Regions from separate parts of the Mus musculus genome. Here region 2 is linked to region 1. The links are chromatin loops, found by intact Hi-C in ENCODE. Cell type or tissue: left cerebral cortex. All regions are shown on one strand. Each heading gives the region's core, and the rest is flanking DNA. Links, peaks and the distances in the headings are about the cores only.

Region 1 (8,344 bases), core at 99-8,098:
CTTTAAGTATTCCATCTTTTTGTCCACTAGATTCTTTTCTGCCCAGTCACCACTTTCAGGTCAAGCTCGCTGTTGCTACCCATGTTTTCCAATACTTTGTGGGTGGGCAGTACTTCATCGAACTAGTCAACGGCTAAACTGTCTCCTTTACCTATGACGTTGACCCTACCTCTCATTCTTTGCGGACCTCACAGCCTCACAGATACACCAGCAATAGTAGCTAGCCGGGCGTTGGTGGTGCACGCCTTTAATCCCAGCACTTGGGAGGCAGAGGCAGGTGGATTTCTGAGTTCAAGGCCAGCCTGGTCTACAGAGTGAGTTCCAGGACAGCCAGAACTACACAGAGGAAACCCTGTCTCGAAACAAAACAAAACAAGAAAACAAACAAAATAGTCTCATGCTGCTCAATTATATTACATCATTTTTTTAGCAGACAATTTCAGCATAAAGACATTATACTGATTTTACGTGAAGTATAGATTTGGGATGATAAGATTTTAAAATTAAAGCAATTCTCCTGTGTCACCCCCACTCAATCACGTTCTCAGGCAGCAGTTTTCTTATTTTCTTATTTTTTTATTTACTTGTTTGTTTGTTTTTTTTAAGGTAAAGAGATTCCAATCTTCAAGCAAGTAGTTAATATTTCACTTTTATATCCCTAGCAACTGTCTCAGAGCTTGAGGCATGGGAGCTTCCCAATAAATGTTTGTTGAATTGGACTGCCTTGCTCCAGGATTTTTAAGCTGACATGGCAAAGTTACTCACTTCCCTAATAGAGTGGAAGGAAATGATGGGCAGCCTTATCAAGGGCGACCTCACCAGGAGGTGCTGGGGTAAAGGGCAGATAGACAGACAGCCTTGAAACATAGGCGCTCAGGACAGTGCGTCTTCCTGTTCAGTAGATCATCCTTCTAGCAATAGTCTATGTCTGTGTTACTAACAGCAAACATCTTAGATTCCTTTTAATAATCCTTGCCTATTTTGAAGGAAAAAGGATGAAGCCAAGTGATTCTATGATGTCAATTTGCCTTCAGAGGAAAGCTAAGGTAGTCAGAATCAATAGTAAGAGATGAACTATCTTTGTTTACAACTTTCAATATCATAAAACTACAGCACCCTTTAATCTTGGACACAGTTCACTGTTTTAAGCTGTGATCTCGTCTTCCTCTGTCAGTTACAAATCTGAGGCACTCTTGGCTGATGAAAGTGTTGCAGAAGCAGAAACACCGTTGTTTATTGTGTAATGTGAGACTCGCTGCTGTAGCGTCTCTTGCCATGTTGCAGACACAGAATTCCAGAATGTTGGTCGTGGTGAAGTGTCTATTTTCTCATTTGTTTTAATCACAAGGCAAGTTCCTGAGATTTTGAATTATTTCTTAAATGTCTTCCATTTTTAAAAATGTGTTATATAAAGACAATCGTTTTCTCCCAAAGCCCTACTTGCTTTTGTTATAAAATAATTTATTAAAATGATTGTAAGTAGTTATTATGATTTTATAACCTATGGCTCTTTATTATTAATATCAATGGCTAATGCTTGGTTAAATCTAATTTGTGGAGTTGAAATGTAGAAGAATTTCTATGTATTCCATGACTTGCTAACTAGAAGGTATTTGTTCCCCATTACAGAATTGGAAATTAGGGTATCACTTTTAACAATAACTTACCATGGTCATTTAAGGAAGAAGTAAGAGGACTATTACTACTTCGTGATCCAGTCTTCCTGTTTCAAGATCTCTCTGCCTCTGGCATCTACCTTTAGTTTTCTCTTCTCCACATAAATGAAAATTTCAGGTTGTTTACATTTAATAGATTGTGTGAAAAGTCTTCCTATCAGATATTCCTCATTTTCCTAGACACTTGTTTTAGCTATTTTTATATTGTTTTCATGTATCTTCAGGTCTTATATCAAATTATTTCTTATATCCTTATATTCATAACTAGACAGAAAATCACACATATATGGATTTTTTTTTCCTCCTCTCTCCCATGATCTGACCCACAGAAGCACCCAAAGAACTCTGAAATAACAATTAAAAAAAAAAAAAAAAACCAGGGTCTTTTCCTCTACTTGGCAGCCATTTTATCTCCCTCTTTTGAAGTGATATAATACAAGAAAAAAATGGCTGCCCTTTGTTTACTTCCTTGTGCATTAGCATGCTGACGTCATCAAAGGTAGTCACCAAAACACAGGCACCTTTAGGAAGCCAGAGGATGATGATTCCACAGGAACTTTTTCTTTGCATTTTCACTTATGGCCCAAGGTTCTGCGTCTCTATATTGTAGAACAGAAGATGAACATGGGTGTTCTGGAGCAAACACTTGAAAATGGTGGCACTGGAAGTATATCCCAGTATCCCTTTCATGCTAAGAAAAACTTACTACACAAGACATGAAATGTTCCAGATCAATACTAACCCTGCAAATAATATGAAAAACCGTGAAAAATCATTTCACTTCAGAACTTATTTTTTTTTTTTAGTCACACCGAGTTACTCTGCATTTTTAAAGTTCAGCTGAGAAAAATGTTTACGTTGTATCGTTTTCCTTTTAGAAAATAAGAGTTTATTGATTGTAGGTTGACATGTGTGCACATCAATAGGCACATGAGTGTATGTACCTTCATTCTTTCTAAGTACTGACATGTTTACAAGGGCCATTAGAATACACTGTATATCAATCTAATGGTGTAGGAAATACATTTTTCTCATCATTTTATGATGCTTTTGGTTTTTCCTTCCATGATCTTAGTGGAATTTTCATGTATTTGCCACCGGATAATTATTGATGTTTTTGAGTCAAAAGCTTTCAAATACCAATTCAAGTCAGGCAGCCTATCAACCAAATAGTCCATAAAATATATGGAATTTTAAATCAAATTCCATCAGCCATGTAGGTTTTGTATGTCTGTCTGTCTGTCTGTTTGTTTGTCTGAAGATCTGTAATTGATTTTCAAGTTTTGAGACTTTAGTTATGGAAAGCTGGTGTGGATGTACTCAGACATACATAGTATATGTGTATTGAAACAGTATCAAAGCTGCCAAAGGTTCCCATAAATGTCGAGAAATCATCTCTGGAAGGACTTGTTAGCATTAAAATCAGATGAGGTAAACCATATGCCCCACTGAGGTAAGCTGTCTAAAATAAGTTACTGCGGTTTTAAGAATTAGTAAGAGCCATCTGTTCTTTAACTTGGGATCTTTGTTGTTCATTGTAGTCAGCTGTTCTAGGAATGTGTTGCCTTTTGAGGAGATAAATTAATCACCTACCTCATTTATGTACTTCAGTAAAGAGAGTCTAAGCCTCTCATCCTCCGAATCAAAAACAATTGGTCTCTATTTGTATTCACATGTTGTATCTTTTAGTGATGGGAATTTTACTGGAAGAAATTTTGAGGGAATCAGCCTCTGGCCTTTTAGTGGGGGTTGGGGGAACCAAGAAAAGAAATAGTTGCAATTGAAAGGTTAAAAATGTGTGGTCAATTGGTTCATTAGATTGGATGGTATTTATAAATAGTACTTTCAGAAACACAAGGTAGGAAATGGCTTGAGCAAGTTTTTTGTTGTTGGTGGTAGTGGTTTTTTATATATATATATATAAACTCTTATTTAAAATAAAATCTAGTTCTCCCCTTTTAAATGGCTGTCGAATCATTTTCAATAATAAAATCTAGTATGGGGATTTCCCTAATCGCGCTTCATTAATGTCTTAGGGCAAGTCCCTTATCTGCTGTTTTCTTCCTTCTCGTAGAGTCAGCTGATAAAAATATCCATAGACACAGTGAAGTCAGAAGCAAGGCTGGCTTGCTCAGACAGAGCTCCATGTGATCACATATAGGCAGCCTGGCTGAGGCTGATGCCGTGCAGCAAGCAGTAGGTAATGAGTCTTTGTGCGAGGGAAGCTCTTGTCTCGGAACAATAAAGCATATGGTACCAGCAATAAAACACGGGGCCGGGAAATGTAAGAAGATTCCACTGAACCAGGAAGAACGATGCCTTCCGTGATGCTGACACATACTGTAAAATGATAATCAATTTATTTTGGATTCTAATGAATAAAGACTGCCAGGACTCGACTACAGCTGTTTGAACAGGTCGGTGATTTTTTTATAAATCCCCCCCAACACTTCCTGGTATTTGATTGCATTTAAATTAGGTTGGGCTGATGGGTGTTTTTGCCTTAAACAAAAACTTTGAAAGGTATTTCAAATGGAAATAGGAAAGGTGCACTTGAAGTGACCCAGCAAGATTCAATTTTTGATGGAGTCAAATAAACAGAAATGCTGATATTATTATTTTAAACTGAAAAGTTGTTTATCTATTTAAAAATGTATAGGTCGGAAAATTTTAATTTAGTAATAGCTAATATTTGGTGTATGCGGAAATACATAAAGCCAAGTGACTAATAAATTGCAGGTATAAAAAAAGCTTCACTTTTTTGTATGAAAAAATTCTATATTACCTTAGTTTGTATTTCTTATAGAAGATACTTGATTCAGACTTTACCGATATTTTTCACTATCCTGTAAGGGTATTTAGGTAAAATGTCTAATATTTTTCAATAAAAAAATTTAAATGAAAAATGTCAATAATGTTACTTAAAGGTATTTTGTACTTTATTAAGATGCTAGTAATTATTTGCCTTCTATTTTCCATATTATGATTCTTCCCAGAAATGGAAAACATTTATAAAACCTTTTATATTATAGATGTTAGTTATTAACATATGAAGAAAAAGAAATTAGCTTAATTTTAAGAAAATGACTGGGTCAACCCTATGATGATCAGAATTCCTACTGGTTCAATATTTCAGAAAAGGAAAATATGTCTTTGTGGATATTTATAAAATATATACATACGTAATATTTACCTGCAAATAAGTAGCTCTTGAGTTTATGAGTAATACAGAAGTTTGTATTGCAAATAGATTGCTGAGATAGGAAATCAAAGCCAAGATAACAAATAATAAATAGCTCACCGCTCAAATTCATTGGGAAAGAAAGACAGGCATTTCTATGAGGTGACTCTTCGAATTTAAATACGCAGTCTAACTTTGCTCTACGTTTTCACTGCTCTACCCTTTAAAGGCATCCTGGGACGTAAAATCTTTACAATTAATTTTTGGGTACCATTTTAGATGATGATCTCTAAGGCACTTGGGCACATTTAACATTTTTCAAGACTACTGAAATGACTGCATCTAATGTGTAGAGTGCCTAATGTAAATGGATGTCTGTAAGTTGTTGTTTAAACCACCACAACAAAAACATCCCATATGTCTGATTACGCATACGATACATATTCCACTTTAAAAAAAAAAAAAGAGCTATGTCTCCAAAACAAGAGAAGTTAATGACAATTTTAAATTGGCCTTCCTCACGTATTTAAATGAAGTATTTGACTATTTGGGTTTCCTTGGTTACCAGAGTCGCTGCAGACAGCTTCTTATGGTGGGGGAGGCCGTAAACAAGTAACGCAAGGCTGAAACAACCGCTAAAATCTTTTATCCGTTAATGGACATAGCGGGTGCGATGTTGACAGCCTGGTGAAGCATGCCCACTCCCCACTGCGGGTCCGGGTGCTCCAGGATGCAGGTACCCTGGGCGAACTGCAGCTCCACAATTCCTTACCCAGCATTCCGCTTTGGCTGCTGGAGCACTGCCTGAACCTTATGCAAATGAGAGCAGCACAGGCTTTGACTGCAGAAGAGGAGGGGGCAGAAGGGAGTTCAGAGGTCACGGGGCTGGCTGAAAGCTGGATCAGTTGCCTGAAAAAAAAAAATGTATCCTGGGCTTCTGCAGCCGTGTTTTGCAGCAGTTAAAGGAAGTGTGCTTTATTTCTGAAGATTTTACAGCGTGTGCCGTGTGCCGTAGTCATTTAAAGTGCATGCAGGTACGATGACATTTCCTGATGCGCCTGATTTTATTTCTGTTAAAGACACTGATGGTGATTGGTTATTTAAATTCACTGTGGCAATTGGCAGGCTGTTGCTGGTTTTCAAGCTGTCCTTTGCTAGTTTCCTCTTCTTCTTCTGATTATTATTCATTTTTCCCTCCTGCTTCACTATTTTTGGGGTTTTTTTTGTTCTGACTGAGTATTTCATGAGAGAAACAGTTGGGTCTAGGTTCCTAAATAATTTCCCCTTTTGGGTATGTGTTGATTTTGAAAATCTACCTGGTTGAAATATCTAGATAAATATTAAAACAAATCTTTAAGTAAATTATGATTTTTTTTTACATTTTTAAAGATATATATTTTAAAGATGTACTGAGTTCCAGCCAAAGATTTTTGTGAGGTATGTGGGATTAAATAATGGAATTCTTTTGTTTGTAGCTGAAAAGCACTATAAGGATAATTTTAAGAAGTTACGTTTTTATATTAGGCTGGGGTTTGGTTTGGAGAATTTTTGTTCTCGGTTGCATTGTTGAAAATATTACTAGAGAAGCGATTATTTATTTTTTGCTTTAAACTCCTTCAATACCTTTGGTTTTTTTAAATTGTTATTAAATGTCTTTGAATTTTTTCAGACAGTGTAAAATTTTACATCTCCAACTTCCTATGACTTTTTCTTTCAGTTAAATCAGGATTCTAAAGAGATCCTTGTAAATCTCATAGCAGGATGAAGACTCCCTCCCTCAACTAATATCACACTTCTGTAGAATGTGTGATTACATCATAGTAAATCCATCCTACAGTAAAAAAGTGTGTACTCACACTCATTGTTCACACGGCTTTTTTTAATTTTCACATCAAGTAAACTGAGACAGCACAATTCAACTGTTTACCCACATCACTAAAGAAATATAAATGCAACAATTCAGTAGCTTCAATGTTAATGAGAAAAGTATGTTATTTTCATTGGCATTGACTGTGCATCTGCCTGCATTACAGATTGTGTGTGTGTGTGTGTGTGTGTGTGTGTGTGTGTGTGTGTTTTAGAGAGGATGAAGGTACAAAATAGGCATTTAGTCATGAGATTACTGCTTTATGGGTCTGTATTTATTGACGTTTTAAAATGAAATTTATTAAGCTTACATGTAAGAAACTAGTACACAGTAGAAAGATTTAATTACCTTCTTTACACTTAGAACAGGGAGTCACTTTATTATAATGATTGAAATGGGGGCAGTTCGGCAACAGCATCTTTCCTCTGAAATGAAGAGCCGTTGGAGGGGAGGAGACCAAAGCAGAAGTGTGTGGACATTTAATCAGTGAAGGACAGTTATTTCAAATATTTATGACATTCCTTGGTAGTGGTTATTCATTGCCAGGCTCAACTCTATCACTCTTTGGGGACACTATGACATTTATTCAGGACACTAAGTTGAGTTTATGAGGTAGAATTTGTGTTTTGTGTTTTTAAGACTGCAAAAAAATTCAGGGTTTTCTTTTTTTCTGAACACTTCTTGTGACACTCTCAGTGACTTAAGCTACAGGAAATATATTTTAGATAAATTATTTCTCTTTATTGTTGTTGGATAGAAAATGCTGGTCTCTAATTTCAGCATTGTTTGCAGATATTTATGAAAATTGCTAAACATTCCATGTATACATGTATGTATTCTATGTACTATAGTGCACATTATATCTCTATTATAATATATTATATATATTATGCAATCAAGAAGCTGAACAGAATTCTTTATACTGTTATATTTAATTCATAATTTTAAAAAACACTTCTGTTCACTTATATAGTGCCAGTAGTTTGTGCCTGCTCACCCCATGTGTGTGCTAGGCATAAAAAAGAAATGAGGTTAATATTAATATAGGCAGTACAATACTTTTTAACTTTGGACATGTAGCAGCTACCAGTGAGCATATTTTGAATATAAAAATAAAAACACAGTGTGGGCAAAGAAATAGAGCCCAGGAAGAGTCTTAGAGAAAACATGATAATAGATATGTATGGAATAAAGAGAATTGTTGTGCTTCTGTGAGCCACAAGAGAGCTATTTATGTCCTGAAGCTAATTTATGGCTTTGACTATCCTGGGTAATTTATGTCTCAATGCAAATTCACTCCAAACTTTGAAGTCTTTTTGCATTGGCTTAATCCATCCTACATCCATACAGATCCCAGCAGCTTGAATGAAGTATGCTCATGTTCTGGGTTTCTAAACATATATAGAAAAAGTATCTTTCTGTAAATATAATTCAAATTAACCTCGAGGAGTAAAAGTAAATACCGTGATCCAAATGCAAACTCTCGAGGGCAGATAGGCAGCAGGCACAAAGAAACACTGCTATATCTGACTTCAAAGAAATCTTTGGGGATTTTGTTGTTTTTTGTTTTTTTTTTTTTTTGTTTTTTGTTTTTTTTTTTTTAAACCAAATTTCCTACCT
Region 2 (8,344 bases), core at 254-8,253, 90 kb after region 1:
AAAAAAAAAAAAAATGGGCACAGACTGCACTTAAGGGGTGTGGTAGGGAACATGTCTCAAAGGCAACCATGACGACTGATCTCCACTGTCAGTTGGACTGGGTTCAAAGTCACTCAGGAGATACCTGTCTGAGACATTGTTTCCAGAGAGGTTTAACTGAGCATAGAAGTCCTGCTCTAAATGTAGGTGGCACTGTCTCCTGGGATTAATAGAAAGGACAGAGAGGAAGCGAGGTATCTGCTCTCCCTTTTCTGGTCTTCTCAGCAATGAAAGGCTGTCTCATATTCCTGCTCCTGTGTTCCTGCCATGGTGGACTGCGTCCTCTCAAACAGTAAGCCCGTCTTCTTTCACGGTCCTTTTTGTGAGTTACTACATCATAGAAATGAGGGGGGAAAGCTACAGATAGAAACAACATAGAAACCAGAAACTGGGCCAGCGATTGACCAAGCTCAACTACATTGTCCCCAGTCTTCATTAGATATGATCCTCAATAGGGAGAAGGGGCAGGGGGAGAGGGTGGTAAACCTCATAAGATCACCTGCATGATGTATGTGATTTGGGGAAAAAAAAATACAGCTCTTGAACAAGCGTGGAAACAGGTTATAGCTATGTGAGAAGGAATTTTGATTCTTAGTCTTTTATTTTGAAATGAAATTATTTGTAATGGAGGAATATGAATTATACAAGATCTGGAATTTATTTCTAACATTTATAACCAGAATATACTTAATCTAAAGTCAGACGTACCAATATTTAAATATTTTCTTAATTGTTAGGTGCCAATTGATTATGTTACCCTAACAACTTTACTATAGTTGTAAATGCTTGCTAAAATCTCACTTCTTATTCCTTTGTGGTAAAAACTGTTTCACAGCATTACCCAGGCTGACTTCAAATTCACCGTCTTTGTCTTTCAGCTGTTGAGTGCTGCAATTTCAGGCCCATGCTCCCAACCTTGGCCTCACTTCATCTTGCTTTAAGATTTTTGATTTTCTTATGATAGCTGCTTCCTCCTCTTTTGGGGGAGAAATCTGTGACTTGTCATCTAAGCTATAGATTTTGTTGTGACAGTGTATGAAAGTGACATCATTAGAGTATAGTGTGTAGTGAAATGTAATGTCATATAAATAGCATGAGAAGAATGTACTGGAATGAACATCTCCACGTACTAGAGTAAGACGCTTGCTGCAAATCACATAGACCAGCCAGGGATTAGCTAAAGAGACCTTGGTGCTACTGAGGGAAGTGATTGTCAAGAAGCTTCAGTCAGTGAGAATCTAGGATGCTAGATGGTTTTGCATTTGAATGTCTTAGAAAATCAAATCCTTATAGCTGGAAACATGTGGAGTGTTAGTAAGAGAGAATCAGTAGAAATGCTAACCACAACCAAAGTAACTTCCTGATATTGGACATCCCCGTTTAAGCAGTACATATATAAAGGATGCCAGGTTGGTCAGAAGGCCCAGTCGGAAAGTACTTGTGTGTAAGGACTTGAGTTTAAATCCATCTCCCACAAAAAGAGCTGAGTATAGCAAGTAGAGACAGGGGAATTTGAGACAGACAAATCCTGGGGGCATGTTAATCAGTCAGTATACCTGAACAGGAAACTCCAGGTTCAGAGAGAGACCCCCCCCCCAAAAAAAAACTAAGACAAAGAATGGTAGACTAAGATAACCCAGCATCAACCCCTCACACACACGTGTACATACATGCATATGTACACATACATATCCTCATATGTACAATTTCATGCAAATGCCAACGGGGAAATATAGAATTATTATACTAAGAAACAATGTCTAATAATAAATATTTTCTGAGATAACAGGCTCAAGTTCTAAAATAGTCACAAAACATAACTAAGTAGCTTTAGAAAATATATCACAGGGCCTCGTCGCATTATATCTTAGTATGCACTTATTCCTGGTTCTTTCTTCTGTGGAAATTTCCCTACGTGAAAGTAAAAGTCTAATTTTATTTTTTCTCTGCAGGACATTCAGAGTTGGACAATCTAAATAGTAAATATTTCTATCTAAATATGGACTCTTTCCTACAAAGATGAAAGGATATCTGATCTCTAGAGTATTTTCACTACTTAATGGATGAATTGTCAAGTTCACCAAGCACAGTAATAGCCATAATTAATGAAATTTAGAGGGTAATAAATTAAATAATTAAACTGCCTTCTATATTTAGAACATCCTTGATTTACTTCTTATGAAGTGTTTTGCCTTTATTACTAAGCTGCTCCTCACAAAAATATTTTGCTCATGTTCAGGGAAAACTCAAGATGGTTTGTATGAAGGAAACAATAGGTGTTTTTATACTTATAACAAGTGAAATCTACATTTAGGGCTTACTGATGGATGAGATTAATATGGAAAGGAAATATATATAGGCCCAGCCATCACGAGTAGGCAAGGAGCGAGTGTCCCCATGAGCTGTTACACAGAAAGCAAGCCTTTGCACTGAGGTCTGCATGCACTCCTTTGAGAATACAGTTTGTCTCCGCCGTGGGTTGATGAGTCCTTGCCAGCATTAATCTATGTCCTTGTCTCACTGAGAGCATGCTGACCTGACCGATTGCTTCTATCATGCCCTCCTCCTTGCATTGTTCCGGGTAAGAAGAACTGTGCTTACCATCCCAGCAGCACAGTTCGGCTTTAAGTCCCGTAGGTGTGCTTTTCAGGGGCCTGAAAGACACACATATTATTTCAAGGACGTGATGTTTGCTGAGTAAGGTGGTCATGGCTCCCACTGAGATTCAGTCACCTCTGATCCAGGGCACATTGCCTCTGACATCAGAGATGTCACTGTGAGCTGAGTGTAAAGACAGCTTTTGGGTGTCTGTAACCTTTGGTCTGGTTATCCTGTGGGTCGCCCCGGCTGTATCTGTAGTTACCGACGTTGAGAGGTTAAGGGATGCATGTAAGCATCTTCTGTGGCCAGAGCATTTAAAAAGCCATCTACATCGACACCATTGTTTCTCCTTCCTCTGACTTCTGCCGTCCCGGGGACTCGATGCGTGACAGCTCATCCTCAGCAATGCTGAAGTGGGGATTTTGGACTCTGCCCAAATGACATCCCTGTTTGCTTCCTTGTGTTCCTAGATGACTAAGAATGGCACTGTAGAGTCTGAGGAAGCTAGCACCCTGACCGTGGATGACATTTCCGATGACGATATTGATCTGGACAACACCGAAGTGGACGAATACTTCTTCCTACAACCCCTGCCCACAAAAAAGCGGAGAGCTCTGCTGCGCGCCTCGGGGGTGAAGAAGATCGACGTTGACGAGAAGCACGAACTGCGGGCCATCCGCCTTTCTCGGGAGGACTGTGGCTGTGACTGCAGAGTGTTCTGTGATCCAGAAACCTGTACCTGCAGCCTGGCAGGCATTAAGTGTCAGGTAAGGATTGGGAGCTTGGGCATCTGAAAAGACTGTTGCGTGCCACCCCAGAAAGAAGCACTCATGCTGTGTATAATAAGATATTTTTTTACCTGAAGGAAAAAAAAAATACTGGCAAGGAAAGATACATAATTCAAGGGGAAAGAAATGCCCCAATTCAAAGGCATTCATAAAATGCTTATACTGTGTATACTGTGAATGGCAATTCAAACTGCAGCTGAGTTTATTGAAGGTGTTTCCTCCCAGATTCGGTCATTGCACCAGTTTATTTTAGCTTTTTTACACGCAGTCTTAGAGAGGACACCGTATGCTCCATTTCGGTTCATATTTTCTGGTTCATCCATGGGGTGTAAGTGACAATCTATCACCAGTGGTATAGACTTGCTGGAGAAGTCCCTAGCCAGACAGATCTTTAAAAAAAAGCAAGTTGTGGAGCTGGAGAGATGGCTCAGCAGTTAAGAGCACTTGACTGCTCTTCCAGAGGTCCTGAGTTCAATTCCCAGCAACCACATGGTGGCTCACAACCTTTTGTAATGGGATCTGATGCCCTCTTCTGGTGTATGTCCAAAGACAGGTACAGTGTACTCAGTCACATAAAATAAATAAATCTTTAAAAATAAAATAAAAACCAAAAGAGCAAGTTGTACTCTGACCTTGTCTGAAATAGGCATGTCAGGTAAACACTTTGGGCTCTGTCATTTCTACAGTGAGCAGGTTGAGATGCTGTCAGACAGACAGCAGAATCTAACTTGACACATATCTGTAAACAAGGTTTTCCAGGGGTGCAGGCACTTGCCTGTTGCCTGTGATGGGCTTCACAGTCCTGAGATGACATGGTTGCAGACTCCCAAATATTCTCCTACCCCTTTTCAATGAAACATAAAATGTACTTACAATTTGCAGCACTTACTTGGGGCTGCTATAGTTTCCTTAACAAGAAAGGGGCATCTATCTGATTGTGGCAGCAAGATTGGCTTGAGGAGAATGAAGCAGCAGCAAGGAGAAACCTTTTTTACAATTTGAGAATAGCCTCATAAATGGCGGGAAGTCTGTCTCGTTTCTCAGAAGCTGAATTTTAAGTTTATATGAAAAATAGCGGGAATAGCCTTCCCTGCCTCACCAGGATGGCTATGCTTTTAAGACTATGACTTTAAAATGAATTAAAGAGAAAAGCAATAGTTTATCAATTCTTTGACAAGGTGACTTTCTGGTCCTATCCATCTGAAGTTTAGGGGAGCCTTGTGAATGGTTACCTGCTCTTACTTTATGTAGAAATAGTTCTATTCATTTAAAAGGAGAAATTCGCTTAATTCGCTTCAAAAGAGAAAGGCCCCTGAAAGCCAAGGGCAGTTCCCTTCCCAGCAACTGATGAATGAGAGCATTTTCCCACTCCATCCACTCTCTCCTTTCTTTTCTGAGTCTGGAGCCTCACGGACATAATGGGCAAATACTCTACCCCCACTGAGTTAACGTTTTTTTAAAACATACTATTTTGAAAAAGGGTTTTACTAAGTTGTCTGGGCTGGTCTTCAGCTTGCAGGTCTCCTGATTCCCTGAAGTTACATTCTTTGGCACAGGAGAGGTCCATTTGGAATGGGCTTCTCTTCTCGAGAGGGAAGCAGGTCAAACAACCTGCATCCACAAATCAAGGGTCCACTGAGAAGACACAGCGTCAAGATAATAGTATGCACTGGGTGACCCTAAGTAGTGTCACCTCAGACATCCTGAGCAGTGAAGGTCATCTGATAAAAGGGAAGAACTGAGGAGCATGTGATGATGTCATAGAAGTACATGTGATGATGTCATAGAAGTTAGGCTACGGGTCCCCTGGGGGGGGGGGGCAGTCTGCCTGTGACCTAGAAGCAGGTGAGTGAGTTGGAATGAACCAGATGAACCAGAAGGGAACCCAGGTTGCAAGATGGGAACAAAATCAAATGCAAACAGGGAAGGGAAGTAGAGAGTGGAGAAATTCGAAAGCCCTAGGGGTTCAATCAAATTTAAAATCTCAATTATCCTCCAGCCACCACTGTTTTGAACATAAATTTAGAAACGGTTCACTGCCACAACTTAAGTCCTCACTTCCCTGGCTCCTTTTACTTGCAGCGTATTTGCCGTTTGCTGAGACCGGAGTAGAACCTGAGTGCTGTGACTTCATTCAGGAGTTGTTACAAAGTCCTTGATTGTGTTTGCTCTGTAATAGTTCCTTGCTGCTAATCTGTGTTCTTCCTTCCAAGGTGGATCGTATGTCTTTCCCATGTGGCTGCACTAAAGAAGGCTGTAGTAACACAGCAGGTAGAATTGAATTCAATCCTATCCGTGTCCGGACTCATTTTTTGCACACAATAATGAAACTTGAACTGGAGAAGAACCGAGAGCAACAAACCCCCACGCTGAATGGCTGCCACGGGGAGATAAGCGCCCATGGTCCTTCCATGGGCCCTGTCGCTCACTCTGTAGAATATTCCATCGCAGACAATTTCGAGATTGAAACCGAACCCCAGGCTGCTGTGCTGCACCTACAGGAGGAACTGGACTGCCAAGGAGATGAGGAGGAAGAGGAGGAGGACGGAAGCAGTTTCTGCAGTGGAGCCACTGATTCTAGCACCCAAAGCCTGGCTCCCAGTGAATCGGATGAGGAAGAGGAGGAGGAGGAAGAAGAAGAGGAAGAGGAGGAGGAAGATGACGACGACGACAAGGGAGATGGCTTTGTAGAAGGGCTCGGAGCCCATACGGAGGTCGTCCCCCTTCCGTCTGTCCTTTGTTACTCTGATGGCACCGCAGTTCATGAAAGCCACACAAAAAATGCTTCATTTTACGCTAGCTCTTCAACTCTCTACTACCAAATAGATAGTCACATCCCAGGAACTCCTAGCCAGCTCTCTGACAACTATTCTGAAAGAGATACTGTCAAAAACGGTGCCCTTTCGCTGGTGCCTTACGCCATGACCCCAGAGAGGTTTGTTGACTACGCCAGGCAAGCAGAAGAGGCCTATGGAGCCTCCCACTACCCAGCTGCCAATCCGTCTGTCATCGTTTGCTGCCCCACCTCTGAAAACGATAGTGGGGTGCCCTGTAACCCCTTGTATCCTGAACACAGGTCCAATCTTCCCCAAGTGGAGTTTCACTCATACTTGAAAGGCCCTGCCCAGGAAGGGTTTGTTTCCACATTGAATGGCGACAGCCACATTTCAGAGCATCCTGCAGAAAATCCTTTGAGCCTTGCAGAAAAGAGCAGATTGCATGAAGAGTGCATTCAGTCCCCCGTGGTGGAAACGGTCCCCGTTTAGTTGCTTAAATTATTCTATTACAGGACCAAGTCTTCTATTTAAGGCACTGTATTGCCTTTGCTGGGCTCATCGTTGTTTAAACCTGAAGGCCAAGAGTTATGTGGACTGTGATTAATCTTCCAGACAGTATTTCCTTCCTTCCTTTCTAGCTTCCCAACTGTGGCGTGGCACAAATACAGTCGCTATGGGGATTTTAAACGATTTTGAACTGTTTTGATAGAAAAATGCTAAATTTAAAAAAAATGCATATCTTACAGTTGCCTACCTGTCAAACTGTGTGAAACCTGCCAAGCTATGCAGATCATAGCTCCAAGTTTTAGATTATCGGGCCTGTGCAAGATTGTTAACTAAGACTAGAAAACAAGCAGATTTAGAGTCCTAATTTTTCGATATATCTGAAGATGATGGTGACTTTTTAATGTAAAAGTAATTATTGTAAGAAAAAAAAAGATTGAATCGTTTCTTGTGTATTTTATTTATGGTAGTTTAGAAGTCATGCTTTGAAGAAAATGAACAGCATGTTCATTGAAGCTGAAGACGTGTTAGCTAGCACCACAGAGCATGCCCAGACGATTGCATCTGGAATCCACCCACATTTTTACGATCATGACTCAGCAGATTTGCAAATACTTTCTTAAGGATGAAATAGGCCTATTTTTGCTATTTGGGACAAATGAGTCTATACGTGCAGGTCCTTATGCAGTTTTCTCTCACGTTAAGAGTTAGGACAATCCTCTGGCGAGGGTCTAGTCCTCCGCTCTCCCTCAGCTGAGATAGACGGAATTGCCTTTCCTTTGTTAAACAGTGTCATCTTGTTTCTTAGCTTGGACAGCACCTTTAAACTCAACTCCCTCCTTCAGAATGCACTTTAGTGCCCCTTCACGGTACCTCGTGTGGGATGGGGTCTCAGAAGGCTTTGAAATATTTTTTTTTTAATTATTAAAAAAAAGTAACTAAGGTTCATACAATAGAGAGAGAGGATTCTTCCAATGACATGAAGGAAAATGACTTGTTTCTTGTTTTCCTTCACCGCTCTAGGACCTAACTCAATCCTTACAGCGAGAAGGCTGGGGGTGGGGGCAGAGCCTCAGCACCCCATCACCCTCTACAAATGCAAAAATGTGTAATGCCACTTAATGGCTAGCTGATTCAAGGCAGGCCTGGGCTCACTGACTCATTAGGCTTCGTTTTCTGGAGCTTTTTTTAAAAAAAAAGTCTGTCTTGCCTGGGGTAGTCAGCAGCACATCCCAGAATGCATTGCGAAGGCAGCCACCTCACCTTCTCTTCCTTAGTAAAGAGAACGAATAGAAAGGAGACACTCCCCGCCCGCCTGCTTCGAGCCTCACCTCAGAGGACTTGGAGCAACTTCTTTCCCATCAGCTTAAGCAGCTATAGAACGAGTGTTACGGTTTCCCCCATGCAGTTATTCTGCTGAATCTGTTTTCCAGTTTTGACATTGTATTGTGGCATCATTTCTCATACTTTATGGCTATTTAAAAACGCAGACACACCCCTACTTCGTAGTAACGGCGTCTTCTAAGTTTTTTATGCCTCCTTGATGTGGGCATTTGAATAACTTTCGGATTTCAGTTCCTTACAGAATACTATTTGATCTGACGAGGCTTGAATGTGCTTCAGAGTCCTCTGGTG

Evidence for each region. A loop is a pair of places that touch in the nucleus more often than their neighbours do. Peaks named below come from ENCODE experiments on the same cell type or tissue, not always from the same donor. Only the 100,000 strongest peaks of a DNase experiment are listed, where the experiment ranks them.
Region 2: a loop joins it to region 1, with 2.4 times the contacts of the local background. A loop is called at or near these places in 3 of 42 quality-filtered maps.

What each region holds. Positions count from the first base shown.
Region 1 is chr2:65,926,298-65,934,641 of GRCm38, forward strand. The region is part of intron 3 of Csrnp3 (cysteine-serine-rich nuclear protein 3); the gene reads left to right. It overlaps Gm52514 (a long non-coding RNA gene), which reads right to left and starts at 2,256. Exons shown (of 3, transcript XR_003953842.1): 1 at 1-2,256. In left cerebral cortex, for the core only: no CTCF peak of the experiment used is centred there; DNase peaks (open chromatin) are centred at 1,223, 3,167, 3,862, 5,109 and 1 more place; H3K4me3 peaks cover 4,482 bases; H3K27ac peaks cover 5,305 bases.
Region 2 is chr2:66,016,330-66,024,673 of GRCm38, forward strand. It overlaps Csrnp3 (cysteine-serine-rich nuclear protein 3), which reads left to right. Exons shown (of 7, transcript NM_153409.5): 6 at 3,111-3,407; 7 at 5,642-8,344. The coding sequence ends at 6,694. Among named protein-coding and RNA genes, the nearest start is that of Gm52514, 92 kb to the left of the region's middle. In left cerebral cortex, for the core only: a CTCF peak has its summit at 3,963 (motif pointing left); DNase peaks (open chromatin) are centred at 3,117, 5,835, 6,750 and 7,287; H3K27ac peaks cover 2,096 bases.